2 separate regions of the Homo sapiens genome follow, and region 1 is linked to region 2. A link is an interaction called in ENCODE POLR2A ChIA-PET data of the cell type or tissue named here. Cell type or tissue: GM12878. All regions are shown on one strand. Each heading gives the region's core, and the rest is flanking DNA. Links, peaks and the distances in the headings are about the cores only. Region 1 overlaps DRG1 (developmentally regulated GTP binding protein 1). Region 2 overlaps SFI1 (SFI1 centrin binding protein).

What was found. ChIA-PET counts read pairs that join two places held together with the same protein. Peaks named below come from ENCODE experiments on the same cell type or tissue, not always from the same donor. Only the 100,000 strongest peaks of a DNase experiment are listed, where the experiment ranks them.
Region 1: POLR2A ChIA-PET joins it to region 2 with 5 read pairs; 3 of 35 experiments call an interaction of 5 or more read pairs at or near these places.

The regions. Positions count from the first base shown.
Region 1 is chr22:31,405,038-31,417,412 of GRCh38, forward strand. DRG1 (developmentally regulated GTP binding protein 1) reads left to right here. Exons shown (of 9, transcript NM_004147.4): 4 at 5,975-6,044. Among named protein-coding and RNA genes, the nearest start is that of DRG1, 12 kb to the left of the region's middle. In GM12878, for the core only: no CTCF peak of the experiment used is centred there; no DNase peak of the experiment used is centred there.
Region 2 is chr22:31,529,716-31,542,090 of GRCh38, forward strand. SFI1 (SFI1 centrin binding protein) reads left to right here. Exons shown (of 33, transcript NM_001007467.3): 4 at 1,343-1,414. It also overlaps the pseudogene RPS26P59. Among named protein-coding and RNA genes, the nearest start is that of SFI1, 39 kb to the left of the region's middle. In GM12878, for the core only: no CTCF peak of the experiment used is centred there; DNase peaks (open chromatin) are centred at 7,496 and 9,286; H3K27ac peaks cover 3,333 bases.

The DNA.
Region 1 (12,375 bases), core at 3,912-8,911, 130 kb before region 2:
TTGAATGTTGTTATTGAATGTTGAATTATTAGTTGCTACATTTAAATTCTTCAGCCTAACTTTTAAAATATTTCCCTCTGAAGAAAAGCTAAATTTAGGTTGCCTTTACTTTTGTAGAGGCCTTAATAAATTTTCTTTTTTTTTTTTTTGAGACAGAGTCTTGCTGTGTCACCCAGGCTGGAGTGCAGTGGCGTGATTCGGCTCACTGCAACCTCTGCCTCCAGGATTTAAGTGATTCTTCTACCGCAGCCTCTCAAGTAGCTGGGACTACATGCGCATGCCACCACACCTGGCTAATTTTTGTATTTTCAGTAGAGACTGGGTTTCACCATATTGGCCAGGCTGGTCTTGAACTCCTGACCTTGTGATCCACATGCCTTGGCCTCTTAAAGTGGTGGGATTATAGGCTTGAGCCACCGTGCCTGGCCGGGCCTTAATAAATTTTCTGCCTGTGTTCAGCTGCCACAGTTAGAAAGCCCTTGCCCTTTTTCCCTCAGTTTATTCATTCTCTCTTTCAGATGATCTTTTTGAAGTTATAGTCATATTCCAGTTTTGAACAGTTTTAGATTATTCATGTAGATTATCCTTTTGAGTTCTTGCTAACATCAGTTAGGCTCATACTGTTGGGCATGTGTGTGTGTGTGGGGGGGTTTATTTATTTTTTTATTTGAGACGGAGTCTTACTCTGTTGCCCAGGCTGGAGTGCAGTGGCGTGATCTTGGCTCACTACAATCTCCGCCTCCCGGGTTCAAGTGATTCTCCTGTCTCAGCCTCCCAAGTAGCTGGGATTACAGGTGCCCACCACTATGCCCAGCTAATTTTGTATTTTTAGTAGAGACGGGGTTTCACCATATTGATCAGGCTAGTCTCGAACTCCTGACTTCAGGTGATCCACCCGCCTCGGCCTCCCAAAGTGCTGGGATTATAGGCGTGAGCCACCATGCCTGGCCGTTTCTTTTTTCTTTTTTCTTTTTTTTTTTTTTTTGAGACGAAGTCTCATTGTGTTGCCCAAGATGGAGTGCAGTGGCACAATCTCGGCTCACTCCAACCTCCTCCCGGCTTCAAGTGATTCTCCTGCCTCAGCCTCCTGAGTAGCTGGGACTATAGGTATGTGCCACCATGCCCGACTAATTTTTGTATTTTTAGTAGAGACGGAGTTTCACTATGTTGGCCAGGCTGGTCTTGAACTCCTGACCTCATGATCTGCCTGCCTCGACCTCCCAAAATGTTGGGATTACAGGTGTGAGCCACTGCGCTTGGCCACTTACCTGCTTTTTGTTACTGTAGATTAGTTTACATGTTAAGAACTTTACATAAACAAAAACCACATATAAATATAAATGCACTTTCTTTTCCATAGGCTTCTTTCATTCTGCATAATTTTGCATTCATGTTGGTGAGCTTTTAATTCTCTCTCGTGGTCTTTTTTTCTCTCATTTTGTATAAACTTTTTGAGCTTGGCCAACATGTTGAAACCCTGTCTCTACTAAAAATAAAAAATTAGCCAGGCATCTTTAATACCAGCTCCTAGGGAGGTTGAGGCAGGAGAATTGCTTGAACCTGGGAGGCAGATGTTGCAGTGAGCCGAGATCGTGTTACTGCACTCCAGCCTGGGCGACAGAATGAGACCCTGTCCCGGAAAAAAAAAAAAAAAGTTGCAAACATAGTACAAAGAGTTCTCGTATCACTTGCCTGCTTCTCCTGTTGTTAACATCTTACATAACCATAGAAAAATTATCAGAGATAGATGAACATTTCTGCAACAGTATTCACTAAACTATAGATCTTATTTTAATTTTTACCTGTTTTTTCCACCAGTGTCCTTTTTCTCTTCTAAAATTTTTATCTAGGATCATCCCATGATGCATTTAGCTATTTCTGTCTATTTGTTTGCCATCTGCAGTAGTCTCTGTCTTATCTTTTGTGACCTTGTCACTCTCAAAGAGTAATGATCAGTTATTTTGTATAATGTTCCTCAATTTGGGTTTGTGTGATGTTTTCTCTTGGTTAGACTTATTAGGTATTTTTGGCAAGAATACCACAGAAATGATACTGTCTTTCTCAGTGCCTCCTACCATGGGATTCATATTGTCAGTATGTCTTATTGGTGATATTGTCCTCCATCAATTGGTTATGGTTGTGTCTGTAGGGTTTCTCTAAAGTTACCTTTTTTTGGACAGTTAATATATATTTTAGGGGAGATACTTCAAGAAGATGCAAATCCTGTTTTTCCTCAAACTTTTGCCTGCTCATTTTCGCATCCATCTGTGGGTCTTGTCTGTAACAGTTATTATTGTACTTTTGCCTCATGGTAATTCTCCCTCGCTCTGTCACCCAGGCTGAATGCAGTGGCACGGGTACGATCATGGCTCACTGCAGCCTCGACCTCCTGGGTTCAAGTGATCCTCCCACCGTAGCCTTCCAAGTAGCTGGGACTATAGGCATGCACTACCATGCCTGACTAATTTTTTATTTTTTTGTAGAGACAGAGTCTCAATATGTTGTCCAGGCTGGTCTTGAACTCCTGCACACAAGCAGTCTACCTGCCTCAGCCTCCTGAGGTGCTGGGGTTATAGGCATGAGCCACTGTCCTGGGCCTGAGTATGTTCTTTTGTTTGTTTTATTTTTATTTTTTATTTTCATTTTTCTTTTTTTTTTTTTTGAGTACGTTCTTGAATGGAGAAGTTGAACTGTCTCGCACCTGCTAAATCAGTTTTCATTGCAGTTTATTTAATGCAAAGTATATTTCTGTAATTTCTTATATTCTTAGAGCAAAGCATATCTGATTTAAATTATGTTTTGGTCAGGCGTGGTGGTTCAAGCCTATAATCCCAGCACTTTGGGAGGCCGAGGTGAGCGGATCACCTGAGGTCAGGAGATCGAGACCAGCTTGGCCAATGTGGTGAAACCCTGTCTCTACTAAAAATACACAAAAAAAATTAGTGGGGCATGGTGGCGGGCACCTGTAATCCCAGCTACTCGGGAGGCTGAGGCAGGAGAATTACTTGAACCTGAGAGGCAGAGGTTGCAGTGAGCCGAGATCACACCACCGCACTCCAGCCTGGGTGATGGAGCGAGACTCCCCTTTTTTTCCTTCTTTTTTTTTTTTTTTTTTTTTTGAGATAGAGTCTTGCTTCATTGCCCAGGCTGGAGTGCAGTGGTGTGATCTCAGCTCACTGCAACCTCTGCCTCCTGGGTTCAAGCAATTCTCCTGCCTCAGCCTCCTGAGGGAGCTGGGATTACAGGTGCCCGCCACTACGCCCCACTAATTTTTTTGTGTATTTTTAGTAGAGACAGGGTTTCACCATGTTGGCCAAGCTGGTCTTGATCTCCTGACCTCAGATGATCCGCTCACCTTGGCCTCCCAAAGTACTGGGATTACAGGCTTGAGCCACCATGCCCAGCTGAGAATCCCTATGAAAAAGCAAGGCCAGACACTGTGTCTCATGCCTATAATCCCAGCACTTTGGGAGACTGACGCGAGCAGATCACTTGAGGTCAGGAGTTCGAGACCAGCCTGGCCAACATGGTGAAAACTTGTCTCTACTAAAAATACATAAAAAAAATTGGTGGGGCATGGTGGCGAGCACCTGTAATCCCAGCTGCTCAGGAGGCTGAGGTGCGAGAATCGCTTGAACCTGGGAGGCGGACATTGCAATGAACCAAGATTGCACCACTGCACTTCAGCCTGGGCGATAGAGCGAGACTCATTCTCAAAAAAAAAAAAAAAAAAAAAAAGATATTTTAAGTGATGTTTTAATAAGCTGCATCTGTTTTCAGTTCATTTATGTGTATAATTCAGTATTTGCCATACAGTAGACCCTTGGTATTTTTAGATTTTATATTTGTTTTAACTGTTTTGACTGATTCTTAAGGGCAGTCAAATTAATAGTTTATAATTTTGCTGAGATGTAAATTTGAATCACATGTGCTGTGGGGTTGGTTTTTCAATCACATCATTAGGTACACTGAGTTCTGTGAAGTTTTACCTTACTGCATTTCCTGGGCAGTTGAGCAGTCATTTTTATCTTTTTAAAATCTTTTAAAATTTATTTATTTATTTTTATTATTTTTTGAGATGGAGTCTTACTCTGTCGCCCAGGCTGGCATAATCTCGGCTCACTGCAACCTTCGACTGTCGGGTTCAAGCCATTCTTGTGCCTCAGCCTCCAGAGTAGCTGGGATTACAGGTGTGTGCCACCATACCCGGCTAATTTTTGTATTTTTTGTACAGACGGGGTTTCACCATGTTGGCTAGGATGGTCTCGAACTCCTGAGCTCAAGCAATCTGCCTGCTTCGGCCTCTGGGAAAGTGCTGTGGAATTATAGGTGTGAGTTACTGGGCCCAGCCTGAGCAGTCATTTTTTACTGGGGACATACATCAGAGTCACTTGTAAAGCCTTTTGAAGTACAGATCCCTATCTGTTGGCCCTTCAAATCAGAATCTGCAGGGATGGGTTTCAGCTCTCTACATTTTAAAAGTTTTTCCAGGTGATTCGGTTGTGCCTGCTTAAGAACGGCTACAAAAATTTTTGTGAGTTGGGGATTTGCAGAAATTGCAATATGTATCATATGTAAATATCAAGATTCAGCTGATACCTGCTGTAAGGAATTTATATGGAGGCTCAGCCTTCTGAAAAGTGGGGGAACACTGAAAAATATTAATGTAGAATTGGCTGGGCATGGTGGCTCACTCCTGTAATCCTAGTACTTTGGGAGGCTGAGGTGGGTGGATTGCCTGAGCTCAGGAGTTCGAGACCAGCCTGGGCAACACGTCGAAACCCTGACTCTACTAAAATACAAAAAATTAGTCAGATATGGTGGCATATGCCCTGTAGTCCCAGCTACTCTGGAGGCTGAGACAGGATAATTGCTAGAACCTGGGAGGCAGAGGTTGCAGTGAGCCGAGATCACGCCACTGCATTCCAGCCTGGGTGGCAGAGTGAGACTCCGTCTTTTAAAAACAAACAAACAAAAAATAATGTAGAATAATGGATTTTGGCTAGAAAACATGGGTTATAACCTATTAGGACTATGACTTTGGACAAGTCACTTACCTGCTGTGAACTTCAGCTAGTATCCTTATCTCACAGGGTTGTTAGGCATTTTCAAGGAGGTAAGGTACATAAAAAGCCCGGCCTAGGTGCAGTGGCTCATGCCTGTAATCCCAGCACTTTGGGAGGTCGAGGCGGGCAGATCTCGAGTTCAGGAGTTTGAGACCAGCCTGGCCAATATGGTGAAACCCCGTCCCTACTAAAAATACAAAAATTAGCTGGGCGTGGTGGCGTGCACCTGTAGTCCCAGCTACTCGGGAATTTGAGGCAGAAGAATCGCTTGAACCCGGGAGGTGGAGGTTTCAGTGAGCAGAGGTGGCACCACTGCACTCCAGCTTGGGCGGCAGAGTGAGACTCCTCTCCCAAAACAAACAAACAAACAAAAAACGCCTATAGGCTGGCATCTCCCAAAACTAACAGACAAACAAAAAACGCCTATAGGCTGGGCGTGGTGGCTCACGCCTGTAATTCCAGCACTTTGGGAGGCTGATGCCGGTGGATCCCTGAGGTCAGGAGTTTGAGACCAGCCTGGCCAACATGGTGAAATCCCCGTCTGTACTAAAAATACAAAAAAGTTTGCCAGCGTGGTGGCAGGTATCTGTAATCCCAGCTACTTGAGAGGCTGAGGCAGGAGAATCCCTTGAACCCGAGAGGCAGAGGTTGCAGTGAGCTGAGATTGTGCCGTTGTACTCCAGCCTGGGCAAAAAGCATGAAACTCCATCTCCAAAAAAAAAAAAGCCTGTAGCTGACATTTAGTAGGTGCTTATTAAAAGTAATATTCACACACTCGCTTATAAGGAAGATTGGATTTGGGTCTGATAAATTATAGGTACTTGAGAAATAAATTAATTCTGTTTGATATTTTCAAATTTATAACCAGTTTTTTCTTTCATCCTCTTCCCCCATTCTTAATCTTGCAGCTCCTGGATCTCCCAGGTATCATTGAAGGTGCCAAGGATGGGAAAGGTAGAGGTCGTCAAGTCATTGCAGGTGAGTGGTTTAAGTGCCACCATCCTGGGATATCATTCCCTTCTCTGGTACTATTCTTTTAGTCAGGGACTACTTGGCTTGGAGATTATACCACAGTGAAGGGCATAGTTTCACCTGACTTCTCATTTAAGTTGAAGCTTGAAGGGACCTCAGCTGCAACGTTAGCAATGTTCTGAATCTCTGCTGTCCAACATTGTAGCTCCTAGGCATGTATGGGTATAGAGCTCTTGAAATGTGCCTAGTACAATTAAGGAGCTAGTGGAGTCTGTATTGGACAATGCAGCTTTAGACATTTTATATGGCTGTCGTCTTGAGATTTTCTGCTCTTGTGTGGGATCTTCTGTTTCCTAGAGGCAGTGTCTACTTTTTTGGGATGTTTTGCTGAAGCACATTCTTTAATAACTTCCCCAGAGAAGATGAATGATACAGTTAAATTTTTCTGTCTTTTCTTTTTTTTTTTTTTTTTGGGACAGTGGCTCACTCTGTCATCCAGGCTGGAGTGCAGTGGGAGAATCTTGGCTCACTGCAACCTCTGCCTCCCGGGTTCAAGGGATCCTCCCACCTCAGCCTCCCAGGTAGCAGGGACTACAGGGGTGTGTCACTATGCCTGGCTAATTTTTTTTTTTTTGGTAGAGACGGAGTTTCACCATGTTACCCAGGCTGAAGCTCAAGTGATCTGCCTGCCTCAGTCTCCCAGAGTGCTGTCCTTTCATGTTTGAAGGTTATTTTTATTTTACCCTTGTACTGGAGTCATTAATTTGGCTATTTATAGAATTATAAATTAGAAGTCATTTTCCCTCAGAAATTTGAAGAACGCTATCTTCTAGCATCTACTATTGCTGTTGAGTCCAATAGTTAGAACTTTTTTTTGTTTTTTGATAAAAAACCAACTTTTTTCCCTCACTGGAAGATCTTAAAAGCTACTTCAGGCCGGGCACTGTGGCTCACGCCTGTAATCCCAGCATTTTGGGAGGCCGAGACGGGCAAATCACGAGGTCAGGAGATCGAGACAATCCTGGCTAACACAGTGAAACCCTGCCTCTACTAAAAATACAAAAAAAAATTAACCGGGAGTGGTGGTGGGCGCCTGTAGTCCCAGCTACTTGGGAGGCTGAGGCAGGAGAATGGCGTGAACCCGGGAGGTGGAGCTTGCAGTGAGCTGAGATCGTGCCAACAGAGTGAGCCTCTGTGTTAGAAAAAAAAAAGCTACTTCAGCAAACTAATTCTTGGTTTGGGCTTTTCCTTTTTCTTTGTTTTATTTTCTTTCTTTCTTTTTTTTTTTTTTTTGAGATGGAGTCTCGCTCTGTCGCCCAGGCTAGAATGCTGTGGTGCCATCTTGGCACACTGCAAGCTCCGCCTCCCGGGCTCATGCCATTCTCCTGCCTCAGCCTCCTGAGTAGCTGGGACTACAGGCGCCCGCCACCATGCACGGCTATTTTTTGTATTTTTAGTAAAGATGGGGTTTCATCGTGTTAGCCAGGATGGTCTCGATCTCCTGACCTCGTGATCCGCCCGCCTCGGCCTCCCAAAGTGCTGAGATTGCAGGTGTGAACCACCGTGCCTGGCCCTCTCTTTCTTTTCTTTGATTTATTTTGCTGGATATTTGGTGGAGCCTTTTTTTTTCTTTTTTTTTGAAACACTCCCATCACCTAGCCTGGAGTGCAGTGGTGGGATCTCGGCTCACTGGAGCCTCGACTCCCTGGACTCAGGTTATCCACCTCAGTCTCCCGAGTAGCAGGGACTACAGGTGCGTGCCACCATACCCGGCTAATTTTTTTGTATTTTTAGTAGAGACAGGGTTTTGCCATGTTGCCTGGGTTGCCTTTTTTTTATTTTTATTTTTAATTTCCATCTCCCTTTCCTGGTGTGGTAGACTCTTTCAGCATGATGACTCATATCTTTCATTTTATGGAAGATTTTCCTGTTTTCTTTGATAATTGCCTCTATTTCTGAGTTCCTTATTTATGGAAGGACTGCTAATAGAATGCTGGACTTCTGGGTTTATAATTTTCTTAATTTTCTTTTTTTATAAAGATAGAGTCTCACTCTGTCACCCAGGCTGGAGTGCAGCGGCCTGATTGTACGTAGCTCACCGTAACCATGAACTCATAGGCTCAAGCAATCTTCCCATGTCAGCTTTCTGAGTAGCTAGGACTACAGGCACGCAACACCGTGTGGGCTAATTTTTAAAATTTTTTTGTAGGGGTCTTGCTCTGTTGCCCAGGCTGGTCTTGAGCCCCTGGGCTCAGTGATCCTCCTGCCTTGACCTCCCAAAGTGTTGGGATTACAGGTGTGAGCTGCTGCACTTGGCCCTTTTAATTTTTTAAAATTATCTTTTGTCTCTTAATTTTTTCTTTATGTGATTTTCTCAGCATTGTCTTCTAATCCTGCTATTGAGTGTATTTCTGCTCTAGTATTATTTTTAATTTCTAAGACTTTGTTTCTGTCTTCTGATTTTTCCTTTTTTTAGCATCTTATTCTTGTTTCATGGATGCATTATTTTCTCTTAGACTCCTACCTATTGTGGGTTTTTTTTTTTTTTTTTTTTTTTGAGATGGAGTCCCACTCTGTTGCCCAGGCTGGAGTGCAATGGTGCGATCTTGGCTCATGCAATATCTGCCTCCCGGTTTCAAGTCATTATCCTGCCTCAGCCTCCTGAGTAGCTGGGATTACAGGCACCTGCCACCACGCCTGGCTAAGTTTTGTATTTTTAGTAGAGATGGGGTTTCACCACGTTGTCCAGGCTGGTCTTGAACTCCTGACCTCAGGTGATCCACCCACCTTGGCCTCCCAAAGTGCTAGGATTACAGGGGTGAGCCACCGGGCCCTCCCGACACCTGTCTATTCTTAACAAGAACACATATGACTTCCCTGTTGTCAAACCTGATGGCCAATTTATTGTCCACATCTTTCTAAAGAGAATAACACAGTTGATCACTCCATCCTTGGAGTATTTGCTTTACCTGATCTCTGACACCAGTGCCCCTTCCTGGTCTCCTTTGCTTGATCTGCCCCATCATCAGACTCTTTAAATGTGGATTGCCCCAACACCTAATCTTGGAGATTCTTTTTTTCTCTGTCTCTGCTCTGTCTATGCCAAATGAGAGTTATTTCATCTAGTTCTTTGGTTTTAAATGTCTGGATCTATATTCTAATGATTATGAAATGTGTGGCAGTAATTTGCCCTCTGATGAAGTGCATACCAGCTGCCAACATATCTCTGCTTGGATGTCTAATTAGGTGTCTCAAAGTTAACGTGTAAGATTACATTCTTGATCTTAGCTGAGGCGGGAGGATCACTTGAGCTCAGGAGTTTGAGACCAGCCTGGGCAACATAGTGATACCTCATCTCTATTAAAAAATGAAAGTAAATTTAAAAATTAAAAAACAAAAAAATTCTTGATCTCCCATCCTCAACTTGCTCTTCCCTTAGTCTTTTCTATCTCAGTAAAGGCAAATTTATCCTTCAGAACTTTTAGGTCAAATCTTTTTTTCCCTTTCATCCCGCACATCTACTGTGTTGTTATATCCAGCTGGTTTTACCTTTGAAATATATCTAGAGGCCAGCCACTCTTTTTTTCCCCCTTTTTCATCCTTAAGTGAAAAACTTATGTGACTGACATGCTGGCTACTATGCTAAGGAGGAAACTCTACCAAAAGGTTGAGTTAATCATGCTTCTCAGTTCATGGCACATTTTCTTTTTTTTTTTTTTTTAGAGATAGGATCTTGCTCTCTTGCCCAGGCTGGAGTACAGTGGCATGATCACAGCTCACTGCAGCCTCAATTTCCTGGGATCAGGTGATCCTTCCTTCTTAGCCTCTTGAGTAGCTAAGGACTACAGGCATGTACCATCATACCCGCTAATTTTTTACTTTTTGAGAGACAGTCTCACTATGTTGTTCAGGGTGGTCTCGAAAACCCCGGGCTCGAGAGTCTCTCTCTTCTCAGCTTCCCGAGTAGCTGGGACTGCTGGCATGTACGACCATGGCAGGCTGATTGATTTTTACTTTTTTAGGGGTAGAATCTCGATATATTGCCTAGGCAGTGATTGTTGTCTTACTGTTTTTCAAGTATTTCTCTTAAATTCTATGTCTAATATGATATCTACTAGTTACATGTGACTAACATTTAATTACAATTGAATAAAATTTAAAATTTAGTTCCTCAATTATGTAAACCACATTTTATGTGTTTATTAGCTACACTTGACTAGTAACTACTGTATTGCACAGTACAGATGCAGAATATTTTCATTATTACAGAAACTTTTATTGGATACCACTGCTCTCGATATTAATTCCTTGTCATCTTTAGACATTATAAATATCTTCTCCCGTTAATTTTGTCCAAGGTGGTATTTGTTGAATAAAAATCCTTAATTTTGTTAGAATCTACACTTTATTTGTAGCTGGGACCACAGGTGTGTGCCACCACGCCTGGCTAATTTTTTTGTATTTTTAGTAGAAACGGGGTTTCACCATGTTGGCCAGGCTTGTCTAGAACTCCTCACCTCAAGTGATCCGCCTGCCTCGGCCTCCCAAAGTGCTGAGATTACAGGTGTGAGCACCTGGCCTACTCTTTATTTTTTCTTATGGTTTGTGCTTTTAAAGTTTTATTTAAGAAGTCCTTATCTTTCCTTAGGTCTTAGATATAGTCTCCTGTTTTTTCTATACTTTTAGGTCCTTTATTTACCTAGAGACTACTCTTATATCTGATATTAGAAGGGTATCCAATTTTAATTTTCTCTGTATAATGGGTCACTTTCCCCAACACCTTCTTTTTTTTTCCCCTTTGATTCGTAGTGACTGCAAACTCTTCACCTATATTGTCACTTCCTTCATTATGCCTTGTCTCTAACATTATAGCCCCATAACTGGCCTTCTTGCTGCTATCCTACTGCTCTGTAGTATCTTCTCACTACAGCTAGTATGATTGTGTATAAGAAGTCAGATCAGTCCAGGCACGATGGCTCATGACTGTAATCCCAGCACAGAGGCAGGCAGATCACTTGAGGCCAGGAGTTCCAGACTATCCTGGCTAACACGGCAAAACCCGATCTCTACTAAAAATACAAAAATTAGCTACTTGGGAGGCTGAGATGGGAGGATCACTTGAACCTGGGAGGCGGAGGTTGTAGTCAGGTGAGATGACACCACTGCATTCCAGCCTGCGTGACAGAGTGAGACTCTGTCTCAAGAAAGCAAACAAAAAAAAGAAGTCAGATCATGTCATTTGTTGGCTATACCTTCTGATGTTTTCCCATATTATTTGGGATGAGACCCAAAGTCTTAACATAGCTTACAAGCTACGGTAAATGACCTGGCCCCTGGCTGCCTCTCTGACCTCCTTTTCTATCACTTCAGTCACTGGGCTTAAGATATCACTGGCCGTCCGGGTGTGGTGGCTCACAGTCTGTAATTCCAGCACTTTGGGAGGCCAAGGTGGGTGGATCACCTGAGGTCAGGAGTTCAAGACCAGCCTGGCCAACGTGGTGAAACCCCATCTCTACTAAAAATACAAAAATTAGCCAGGCATGGTGGCAGGTACCTGTAATTCCATAGTCTGTAATTCCAGCACTTTGGGAGGCTGAAGCAGGTGCATCACAAGATGAAGAGATCGAGACCATCCTGGCCAACATGGTGAAACCGCGTGTCTATTAAAAATATAAAAATTAGCTGGGCATGGTGGCGTGTGCCTATAGTCCCAGCTACTCAGAAGGCTGAGGCAGGAGAATCGCTTGAATCCAGGCGGCAGAGGTTGTAGTGAGCGGAAATTGCACCATTGCACTCCACCCTGGTGACAGCAAGATTCTGTCTCAAAAAAAAAAAAAAAAATAGCTGGATGTGGTGGTATGCTTCTGTAGTCCCAGCTGTTCGGGAGGCTGAGGTAGGAGGTTCTCTTGAGCCCAGGAGGTCAATCTGCAGTGAGCCATGATCATGCCACTGCACTGCAGCCTGGGCAGCACACAGACACCCTGTCTCAAAAAAAAAAATAATAATAATAATAAGGCCGGGCATGGTGGCTCACACCTGTAATTCCAGCACTTTGGGAGGCCGAGGCGGGTGGATCACCAGGTCAGGAGATCGAGACCAACCTGGCCAAGGTGGTGAAACCCCGTCTCTGCTAAAAATACAAAAATTAGCTGGGTGTGGTGGTGCGCGCCTGTAGTCCCAAGCTGCTCGGGAGGCTGAGGCAGGAGAATCGCTTAAACCTGGGAGGCAGAGGTTGCAGTGAGCCGAGATTGCACCACTGCACTCCAGCCTGGCGACAGAGCAAGACTCTGTGTCAAAAAATAATAATAATAAAAATAAAATCATGGCTGCTTGGTGG
Region 2 (12,375 bases), core at 4,619-9,618:
CAGGCAAATACGGCGAGAACAGCCACACTAGTATAGCCAGCAGTTACTCTCTGGAGGAAGTGGAGTTTAAGCTCAGCCCTGAAGGATAATGTAAGAATAAGCCAGATAAAGGGCAGGAGAAGGTGTGTTTTAAGTTGAGCTCAAGGTTTAACTCTATAAGACAAGCCACCTTTGGCCGGGTATGGTGGCTCACGCCTGTAATCCCAGCACTTTGGGAGGCCGAGGCGGGTGGATCACGAGGTCAGGAGATCGAGACCATCCTGGCTAACACAGTGAAACCCCGTCTCTACTAAAAATACAAAAAATTAACTGGGCGTGGTGGCAGGTGCCTGTAGTCGCAGATACTCTCTGGAAGCTGAGGCAGGAGAATGGCGTGAACCCAGGAGGTGGAGGTTGCAGTGAGCCGAGATCACACCACTGCACTCCAGCCTGGGCGACAGAGTGAGACTCCATCTCAAAAAAAAAAAAAAAAAAAAAAAAAAAAAAAAGACAAGGCCGGGCGCGGTGGCTCACACCTGTAATCCCAGCACTTTGGGAGGCCGAGGCGGGTGGATCATGAGGTCAGGAGATCGAGACCATCCTGGCTAACATGGTGAAACCTGGTCTCTACTAAAAATGCAAAAAATTAGCCAGGTGCAGTGGCGGGTGCCTGTGGTCCCAGCTACTCGGGAGGCTGAGGCAGGAGAATGGTGTGAACCCAGGAGGCGGAGCTTGCAGTGAGCAGACATTGGGCCACTGTACTCTAACCTGGGCGACAGAGCAAAACTCTGTCTCAAAAAAAAAAAAAAAAAAAAAAAAGACAAGCCACCTTTGTGTGTATACCAGACACTGTGCTAGGTACTGGAGGTACTATAAAGCACCAATTTCTGCTTTCAGGGGCTCACAGTGCAGAGGGAATGACAGACACCCTGTGAGCTGATCTCTGTGATATGGTGTCATAACATTACAGGAGGGGTTTGAACAGAGTGCTGAGAGTACACAGCTACTCACTCTGTTTACATTGGAGAAGGTTCAGGCATTTGCCGGCCATTTTAGGCAGGAAGAATAATATGAACAAAAGAATTATTATGTACTTCCTGTACCTCATTTTTGAAGTTTTTAATCTCTTCACTGACAATTTATGTTGAAAATATTTTTTAAAAATAATCTGCTTGATTTTAGCTTTATAAATCTGCCCCATCCTATGCCCTGTATGATGCAAAATTAGCTATGATACCGCCTTTTGATTCATACTAACATCCCTCTGCTGAGACCTTAAAGGCTTCCTTTCCTTTCCAGAAAACTGCTGATGTAAGCCAAATGGAATTTTAAAATATGTATATGCTTTTTTTCCTTCTTTCAGATGCGTGGCCAGAAAGTTCTTATATTTATGGATTCGAATGACTTTTGGAAGAGTATTTCCCTCTAAAGCCAGGTAGTATTAGCTCAGAACAACATAATTGTGTTGAGTTCATTCTAGGGTTTTCTTTTATATTAAGCCTGTATATAAACTTCATTATGGCTTGTGCTGTTACATTCCTCCCCAGCCTCCAGTAGGTAGAAGCAGTCCCTAATATAACCATGTAATACAGTGGTAACTTCATATCTGTTAGTTGACTGCAGCTGCATTCATGGTGAGCTGTGAATGTTATCTACAAAGTAGCCAGTAAAGGTTAAGTTTTAGTGTTCAGTGGTGTGGCCTTTAGCTAGCTACTGTGGCCTTCAGCTTCAAAGAAAAAGAAAGAAAAAAAAATAACAAGCAAGTGACCAAATGAAAGAATCAGGCAGGGCGCCGTGGCTCACGCCTGTAAACCCAGCACTTTGGGAGGCCGAGGCGGGTGAATCATCTGAGGTTAGGAGTTCGAGACCAGCCTGGCCAACCTGGTGAAACCCCGTCTCTACAAAAATTAGCCGAGCAGCCAGGCATGGTGGCTCATGCCTGTAATCCCAGCACTTTGGGAGGCCAAGGTGGGCGGGTCACCTGACATCGGGAGTTTGAGACCAGCCTGACCAACATGGAGAAACCCCGTCTCTACTAAAAATACAAAATTAGCCGGACGTGGTGGCGCATGCCTGTAATCCCAGCTACTTGGGAGGCTGAGGCAGGAGAATTGCTTGAACCCTGGAGGCGGAGGTTGCGATGAGCCAAGATTGCACAGTTGCACTCCAGCCTCGGCAACAAGAGCGAAAGTCCCTCTCAAAAAAAAAAAAAAAAAATTAGCTGAGCATGGTGGCATATGCCTATAATCCCAGCTACTCGGGAGGCTGAGGCAGGAGAACCACTTGAACCCTGGAGGCATAGGTGGTGGTGAGCCGAGATCGCGCCATTGCACTCCAGGCTGGGCAACAGAGTGAAACTCCATCTCAAAAAAAAAATAAATGAATAAAAATAAGAATAAAAAAGAATCATACTTAAGTAAATCAGGATAGATAAGATCTCTCTGGGAAAAGTGTTTGCCCAAGAGAAGTAATTGAGCTCTTTCAGGGCACTGGTGAGACTGACAGATTGGCTTGATCAAGTGCAGAACCTGGGGGAAAAAATTGGCTTTGGCAAAGGAAATGAAATTTTAGTGAGGAGCAAATTCCTCTGTCATAGCTTCATTTTGTATAGACCAGTGCTGCCCATTGCTGTGGTTTTGGGTTATAATTGCTTTAGCTGCAGTGCTAAGAGTGGACTGCAAGAGAGAGTCACAGGAGTCAGGGACACCATACAGAAGGCAGGGGAGCTGGAGAGAAGGGACCAGTGCGAGGTATGTTTCCAAAGGAGAATTGGCAGCCTTTGAGAATGTAAGCACTTCTTAAAAACTGAAATGTCTTGGGTTCCCTCCTGCTCCCCTCTTCCCCTTTTCTTTCCCTTACTGTAATCTTTCCTGTTTCATTTTTTGACAGTCTGACTCCTTCATTCAATGTCTCTCAAGCCAACTTGGCCTGTGTGTGTTTTCTGAAATCTTTTCTTTGTATACTTTATGAGGGGCCCTGCTGTTCCATCTCTTCCTTTTTGTATGTTTACAGTGAAGCTCCTGATGTGGCTATGTTACTGGCCAGGTCTAGGTCCATTCTGCCCATGTGTGGTAAATCAATCACTGTGACACAGGTTTTGCAAAAGAGAAAAAACTTACTTGCAAGGCCACTGAGCGAGGAGGTAGGAGAACAGGTCTCAAACCGGCCTCCCCAAAGATAAGCCTTAGGGATATTTGTGGGTTAGGGAATTGGGGTGGTTTAAGGTGTGGGGAAAGGTGATTGGCAGTGGGGAAAATGCAGTAACATTCATTGCACACAAGTGTAGTCAGGGTTCATGGCATGTCATAGGACACGTGTACAGAAAATAGAGGCGTTAACATGATCCAAGGGTGGAGTTTTTGGCCCTCAGGCATCAAAAGTCCCTCTCGGGCTCCTTCACAGGCCCAGTTGAAGGGTTGGTGGTCTCTATCAGTTTGAACTGTACAGGAGCTAGCCCAGGTTTCCTGAAGAATAACTGAAGTGACCATTGCCATGGTGACCTATGAATGTTATCTACAAAGTAGCCAATGAAGGTTAAGTTTTAGTGTTCGGGCCGGGCGTGGTGGCTCCTGCCTGTAATCCTAGCACTTTGGGAGGCCAAGACAGGCGGATTACTTGAGGTCAGGAGTTTGAAACCAACCTGGCCAACATGGTGAAACTTTGTCTCTACTGAAAATACAAAGAAATTAGCCAGGCATGGTGGCAGGTGCCTGTAATTCCAGCTACTAGGGAGGCTGAAGCAGGAGAATTGTTTGAACCCGGGAGGCCGAGGTTGCAGTGAGCCGAGATCATGTGACTGTACTCCAGCCTGAGCAACAGAGAATCTGTCTCAAAAAAGTTGTAGCGTTCAGTGGTGTGGCCTTCAGCTTCAAAGAAAAAGAAACAAAAAAAAAAAGAAACAAGCAGCGACCAAAAGCAAGCAGGGCAGCTGAGCTGATCATGTTACTCCCTTGTTTTCAGCTGTAGCCTGTCCCAGCTGCAAGTGCTAGGCATTGTTCACCTCTATTTTACCTTCTTCTGAATCTTGGGCATGTCATCCTTCACTGCCTTGGTAGCTCTTCAGTGCCTTAAATAAATTTTTTTGCTCTGCTTTTTTTGTTGTTCATTGGGAGAATTGATCTAAATTGCTATTGTCAGAATTCTCTCTTTTTTGTTTAATTTATTGCATATTCTATTCTCCACTGTTAGCTTAGAAGTTATATTCTGTTTTACTCTTCCTTTACTGACTGTCCAGATAAGTTACAAATGTGAATGTGTATTTTCATTCAAATACAAATGTATATTTGTAACTTACCAGAATCTAATGTTAATTGGTTCTTTACCCTCTTCCTAGATAAGACAGAGTCCTTAGAATACTTTAGCTCTGCCCATCTCCCTCTCTTTGTGTATATTTTTAAATCTATAAAGCATTATTACTCTCATTTTATTTTATTTTATTTTTTGAGACAGAGTCTCGCTCTGTCGCTCAGGCTGCAGTGCAGTGGCACAAGGTTTTACCATGTTGGCCAGGCTGGTCTTGAACTCCTGATCTCAGGTGATCTACCCACCTCGGCCTCCCAAAGTGCTGGGATTACAGGCCTGAGCCACTGTGCCCAGCCTATTATTCTCATTTTATATAGCCAATATTTATTTAGATTTATTCACATATTTACCCTACTTACCCTTCCTTTTTCATTTGTTTTTCTTTTTTTGCCCTAACATTACAACAAATATTTACCCTTTCTGTTGCCTTTTTTCTTTCTTCTCACATCTCCAGGTTTCTATCTGTGATAATTTTCCTTCTCCTATCAGAACGTCCCAGGGTATTCTCTTTCGGGTAGGTCTGCTAGTGAGAAATTCTCTCATATTTTGTCTAATTCCATCTTCACCTTGGAAGGATATTTTCACTGGGTATGAAAGTCTGGGCTGCTGGTTTTTTCCCAGCACCTCAAAGATATTCCATCACTGTCCTATGGCTTCCATTTCTAAGCTGTTAGTCTAATTTTTGCTCTTTTGAAGATTCATTGCTTGTCTTAGTTTTCAGAAGCTTGGAATTTATTTTCTTATAATCTTTTATCTCATTTTGAGATTGTAAACAAGGTTTTTTTTTTTCTTTTTTGTGGACAAATCTTCTGGCATACTTGTGTTTATATATGTGTTATTCTGCTCCTTATCTTCTTTCCTCATATAACTTCAAATGCTTTTTTTTTTTTTTCCTGAGACCGCATCTCACCCTGTTGCCCAGGCTGGAGTGCAGTGCCATGATCTCAGCTCAGTGCAACCTCCGCCTCCTGAGTTCAAGCAATTCTTCTACCTCAGCCTTCCACATAGCTGGGACTACAGGCACCACACCCAGCTAACTTTTTTATTTTTAGTAGAGACAGGGTTTCACCTTGTTGGCCAGGCTAGTCTTGAACTCCTGACCTCAGGTGATCTGCCCAACTCAGCCTCCCAAAGTGCCGGGATTACAGGCATGAGCCACGGTGCCCGGCCTCAAATGCTTTTTTATTGCTTTTTTTTTTTTTTTTTTGAGACATAGTGTTGCTTGCTCCGTTGCCCAGGCTGGAGTGCAATGACGCGATCTCGGCTCACTGTAACCTCTGCCTTCCGGGTTCAAGCGATTCTCCTGCCTAAGCCTCCCAAATAGCTGGGATTACAGATGCGTGCTACCACACCCAGCTAGTTTTTGTATTTTTAGTAGAGACAGCATTTCACCATGTTGATCAGGCTGGTCTCGAACTCCTGACCTTGTGATCCGCCCGCCCTCAACCTCCCAAAGTGTTTGGATTACAGGCATGAGCCACCGCGCCTGACCTTTTTTTTGTTTTTTCTTTTTTTTCTTTTTGCTGAGACAGAGTCTCGCTCTGTTGCCCAGGCTGGAGTGCAGTGGCGCGATCTTGGCTCACTGCAACCTCTGCCTCCTAGATTCAAGCAATTCTACTGCCTCTCCTGCCTCTGCCTCAGCCTCCCAAGTGGCTGGGATTACAGACGTGCACCACCATGCCCGGCTAATTTTATTGCTTATTTTTATGTGAAATTAGTTTTCCTGAATTTTAGTTTTTAAATTTATATGTCTTTATATATTTTTTAGAGACGAGGTCTCGCTGTATTGCCCTGCAGTGGTGTGATCATAGCTCACTGCAGCCTTGAACTCATGGGCTCAATTAATCCTTCTGCCTCTGCCTCCCAAGTAGCTGAGACTGTAGGCACAAGCCACCACACCTGCCTTATTATACTGAACTTTTAGAGTGAGTCAAGGTTCGGTTAAGTTTTACTAATTTCATAGAACTCCTTCTTCTGTTGTTTTTGTTTAGGGTTCAAAAATATAGTGGCTTTTTTAATGGGGTATCCTGGTTTTGTTCCCTTACCACACTTGGTCTGGATTTTCTTTTTCCTTGTCTCTTTTGACCCTCTCCTGCTCAAATTTTTTTCTACCCGTGGCTGTTTCTCCTCCATATGAAGCCCTGTCCTAGAAGGGTACCCTGGCAGATGAGTTTTGAGATTCCCTAGGGGCTGGACTGCTCTAGCTGTTTCAGTTCTTATGTGAGCCCTCGTGCTGGAGAGGATAAAACTCATAGTTTCAGCTGCTGGTCTTAAATTGGGCCTCTGTACCTTCCAACAACAGCTCATTGGCTATTTTAGGGTTCTCCTGTTGTTAGGTTCCTCAGATGCTACTCGGGGATCCAAAGATTGAAAACTGTGTTGCTACCTCCACTATTTTCCTAAAATCCGTTTTATTTATTTATTTATTTTTTGAGACGAAGTTTTGCTCTTGTTGCCCAGGCTGGAGTGCGGTGGCACGATCTTGGCTCACTGCAACCGCCACCTTCTGGGCTCAAGCAATTCTCCTGCCTCCGCCTCCTGAGTAGCTGGGATTAAAGGTGCACGCCACCATGCTCTGCTAATTTTTTGTGTTTTTAGTAGAGACGGGGTTTCACCCTGTTGGCCAGAGTGGTCTCAAACTCCTGACCTCAAGTGATCCACCTGCCTTGGCCTCCCAAAATGCTGGGATTACAGGCATATGCCACCATGCCCGGCCCTAAAATCTATTTTTTACTCAATTTTATTTATCTATATTTGACCCATATTTGACTGGGAACCTCTTTTCAAATAATGCCTTCCAAGTCCTTGGGAAATGCTGATTGTATGTTAGAAGTACATTGACTCTAAGAGAAAGCCTAACAATGGCTGAAACAAATTGAGATTTGTTTTTTCTGTTTTTTGTTTTTTTTTTTAAAATTAACTTTTTTTTTACCTTTAGAGACAGGGTCTCACTATGTTTTCCAGGCTGGTCTTGAACTCCTGCACTCAAGCGATCCTCCCTGCTCTGCCTCCCAAAGTGTTAGGATTACAGGCATGAGGGGATTTACTTCTTTTTTTTTAACAAGCCACCTGGAGATTGGCAGTTACTGGTATTGCTTCAGCTGTTCAGTGATGTCGTTTTAGACTCAGGCTTCTAGTACCTTTCTAGTTCAACATCCTTAGCACATTGGCCCTTTGTCCTCATAGGTAACACTTCGTAGTTGCAAGATGACTATTCTAGCTTTACACAGGAAGGTGGGGGTAAGGGTGGCGTCAGTTTGATCTCTTTATCAGGAAAGAAAACTTCCCTGGAAGTTCCCCACTGCATTCTGCTTCTGCCTCATTGGCCAGAGCTTTGTCACCGGCCACCTTTAGCTACAGAGGAGGTTTGGAAAGAAATCTTTCTGGCCTCTGTAGTGGATACTTACGAGAAAAAGGGCTTGGCAGTGGGTGTTGGGTTAGCCAGTGACTGCTAGCTAACCTGCTACATTGCTTTAAAACATTCGCATTATGCTGTTTTTCATGTCTTCGCTCTTCAGTGGTAGGCGGGTGTAGAGGAAAGAATACTGGACTAGAATTAAGGAGACCTGAGCTTCGGTTCTAACCCAGGCCCTAGCTAATTGTTTGATCTGAGGATAGTTACGCCTGTAGGCCTCAGTTTTGCAAATTACAAAATGATAGAGTGAGAATATTTGTTTTCTAAGCAGCTACCAGAATTAGAATTCTGATACTGTGTTTCCATTGACTTAGAAATTTGTGAAGGGATAGTTATTTTCTAATATCTATATATCAATATCAAATATCAATCTGTTAAAATCAAGTAGGTTCTTTGTTACTTGGGGGAACATTGGGCATCCTGATCTTTGTTTTTAGGCTTTTTCCATACTGAGTTATTTATTTCTCAATTTTAGGAGTGTTAGGCGGGAATAATATCATACCACAAACTACAGAATAATGCCTTTATGTGCTTAGATAATGTTTTAGCTTTGTTTTTTGTTTGTTTGTTTGTTTTTGAGACCGAGTTTCACTCTTGTTGCCCAGGCTGGAGTGCAGTGACGCGATCTTGGCTCACTGCAACTTTCGCTTCCCGGGTTCAAGCAATTCTCCTGCCTCAGCCTGCCAAGTAGCTGGGACCACAGGCATGCGCCACCATGGCCGGCTATTTTTTGTATTTTTAGTAGAGACGGGGTTTCACCATGTTGGTCTCGAACTCCTAACCTCAGATGATCCACCCACCTCAGCCTCCCAAAGTGCTGGGATTACAGGCATGGGCCACTGCACCCAGCCTTAACCTTTTTTTTTTTTTTTTAAGTACAATTTCCATTTTATTTTTCTCTGGAGAATAATTTTTCTTCAGTCCTTAAGGACACAGTTTCTTAACGGGTTTTAGTGGGAGTCATGGGGCAACGCCTGCAGGTCGAAATGGAGGTGTGGGTATTCAGTCCTAGCAGCCTTCATGAGATTGATTTCTAACTACTTTGCTGTGAATGGCACAACTCACATATTAAGGTAGCTTCATATATGGCTTGGGTAGCACCTAGGCATCAAAGATCCTCACTTCAGAAATGTCCCTGACTGCTGCAGCCTCTACTGTGTTTCAAATGATGAATTTCTCCTGTTTTTGTTAAAGTCACTACATTTGCTAAAATCAATGATGAATTCCTAAACTTTCTTTAACTTGACCTACCAGGTAGCATTAGAGAGTCCATCATTTCCTTCTTCTAGAATACCTTTCTTCTCCCAGGTTCTAGTTACCATCCTCTTGTGTTTTTTCTCCTACCTGTTTGACTGCCCCTTCTAACTCTCCTTTGTTGATTCTTCCTCATCTGAATATCCCAACACCTAGTCTTTGCACTGCTTCTCTAGCTGCCTCACAACCAAAATCTCATTAAATCTCACAGTGATTCTCAGATGTGTATGCCCAGCCAAGACCTCTGCCTTGAAACTCTGGACTTTTACGTACGTGACAACTCCACTGGGTGTCACACCATAGTATGCCCGAAACTGAAATCGTCATCCTCCCCCTCTCAGTGAGTGGAAACTCCATCCTTCCAAGTGCTCAGGTCAGAAATGGTGAAGTCATCCTTCACACCTCTTGTTCTTTCACACCCCAATTTAAAATGCCATATGCCAAAATCATGTTGCTTCAACCTTCAAAATGCATTCAGAATCCAGCCACTTTTCAGACCTCCAGTAGCTACCACCCAGTCCAAGCCATCAGCATCTCTCCCCCGAGTGACTCCAATGGCCCCTCATTGGTCTCCTGCTTCCTGTCTTGCCCCTAGTCAGTATCTTCTCAGGAGGTAGTCTGAGTAAATCAAGTCACATCATTCTGTCAAACTTCCAGTGGCTTCCTGCTGAAAGTAAAAGCCCAGAGTCCTTACTGTGGTCTATAAGACCAACCAACTTTTTGTGTCACCTATTGAGTTTGTTTTTCATTTCTGCTGTCATATTTTTAATTTCCGAGAGCTTGTTCTTGTTCTCTGCATGTTCCCTTTTTAATTTCCAAAAGCTTCTTTTGTTCTCTGCATGTTTCCTTTCTTTTTAATAGTATCCTGGAGGCTCAAAATTTTTTGAGGATAATGTGGTTTAAGATTTTTATCTGCTTACACTGTGTTTCTTCTAAGATCCTTTTTTCTTTGTATTTTTGGTCACTCTGTCATGTTGGAGCCTTTCCTCAAATGTCAAGAGATTCTTTATTGTCTGTTTATATTTAAGAGCAGGACCCTAAAAAGCTTATTTTAGAAGCCTTTTTTTTTTGAGACAGGGTCTCACTCTTGCCTAGGCTAGAGTGCAATGGCATAATCTCAGCCCACTGCAACCTCTGCCTCCTGGGTTCAAGTGATTCTCCTGCCTCAGCCTCCAGAGTAGCTGGGATTACAGGCATGCACCACCACGCCTGGCTACTTTTTGAATTTTTAGTAGAGATGGGGTTTCACCACGTTGGTCAGGCTGGTCTCAAACTCCTGACTTCAGGTGATCTGCCTTACCTCGGCCTCCCAAAGTGCTGGGATTACAGGTGTGAGCCACCACACCCAGCCAGAAGCTTTTATATGTAAGCATGAAGACTTATAACTTGAAGGCTTCACTGTAGGCTTTTGGGGCAGATTTCACCAGGGAATCTAGCTGTCTGTGTCTCTGAAGGCCTTTCCCCTTAGGTTGATCAGTTTTCCCCAGACAAAAGAGATACCCTCTAACTCCTTCTGGCACGGGGTGGGGGGGTGGGATTGAGATGAAGGTGGTAATTTTTTAATTTTTTAATTTGTTATTTATTTATATTTTATTTTATTTTATTTATTTATTTATTTTTATTTTATTTTATTTTTGAGACAGAGTCTTACTCTGTCACCCAGGCTAGAGTGCAGTGGCGCAATTGACTCACTGTAACCTCCACCTCCCAGGTTCAAGCAATTCTTCTGCCTCAGCCTCCTGAGTAGCTGAGATCACAGGTGCCCACCACCATGCCTGGCTGATTTTTGTGTTACTAGTAAAGACGGGGTTTCACCCTCTTGGCCAGGCTGGTATTGAACTCCTGACCTTGTGATCCACCCACCTTGACCTCCCAAAGTGCTGGGATTACAGGCGTGAGCCACCGCGCCCAGCCTACATTTTTTTTTTTTTTTTAAACAGAGTTTTACTCTGTTACCCAGGCTGGAGTGCAATGGCATGATCTCGGCTCACTGCAACCGCCACCTCTCAGGTTCATGCGAGTTGCCTGCTTCAGCCTCCCAAGTAGCTGAGACCATAGGCATGCGCCACCACGCCTGGCTAATTTTTGTATTTTTAGTAGAGATGGGGGTCTCGCCATGTTGGCCAGGCCGGTCTCGGACTGCCCTCAAGTGATCCACCCACCTTGGCCTCCCAAAGTGCTGGGATTATAGACATGACACTGCATCCAGCTGAAGGTGTTAATTATAAGCTTGGCTGCAAGCAGGGAAAGGGATGGTGGGTGTCATTGTTCAGTTTGTAGACTTTTGGTCTAGGACCATCTCCCAAGCTTTGCCTAGTATTCTGGAGTCCAGTTCTCCTCTGGCTCGCCTCTCCGGAGATATACCTGAGTCTTTGCTTGAGTGAATATGAGTGAATAATGGGATCCAGGGGCCTAACCACTTCTGACACATAGGCTTGCAAACAGTCCTGTGTTTTCATCTCAGTCCACAGCTCCTCGCCTCCTGATGCGTCTCATTTCCACCCCTTTCTGGGGCCTGTGCCACCAGCTGGGTGCTTCTTGTCTCCCTTCTCCCCCTACAAGAAGACACTTAGTTCTCTCCTTTATCTGGTGATTCATCTGCCACTCTCTTGCCTAAAATTGACTAAAATTTGTTGACGGCTCTTGTCTGTCACCCTTTCTCCTATTCTCTTGGTCTTTTTAGGCTTACACCTTTTTGAATACATTTGCTGTTATTTAATGCGGCGTGGGGAATGGAAGGAGGTAAATGGTTATGTTCATTTCACCATGTGCAAACGGTTCCTTTTTATTACAATTTTTTAGAATTGTAGGCCAGGCGTGGTTGCTTGCGCCTGTAATCCCAGCACTTTGGGAGGCCGTGGAAGTGGATCACAAGGTCAAGAGTTCAAGACCAGCCTGGCCAACATAGTGAAACCCCGTTTGTACTAAAAATACAAAAATTAGCCAGGTGTGCCTGTAATTCCAGTTACTCAGGAGGCTGAGGCAGGAGAATTGCTTGAACTCAGGAGGCAGAGGTTGCAGTGAGCCGAGGTGGTGCCACTGCACTCCAGCCTAGGTAACAGAACAAGACTCCATCTCAAAAAAAAAAAAAAAAAAAAGAATTGTGAATAAATCTGTTCAACAGTCTTTCAAATATTATAGAAATGTACAGTTTAGGCTGGGCATAGTGGCTCACGCCTGTAATCCCAGCACTTTGGGAGGCCGAGGTGGGCGGATCACGAGGTCAGGAGATCAAGACCATCCTGGCTAACATGGTGAAACCCCGTCTCTACTAAAAATACAAAAATTAGCTGGGCATGGTGGTGGGTACCTGTAGTCCCAGCTACTCCGGAGGCTGAGGAAGGAGACTGGCGTGAACCTGGGAGGCGGAGCTTGCAGTGAGCCGAGATCACACCACTGCACTCCAGCCTGGGTGACAGAGTGAG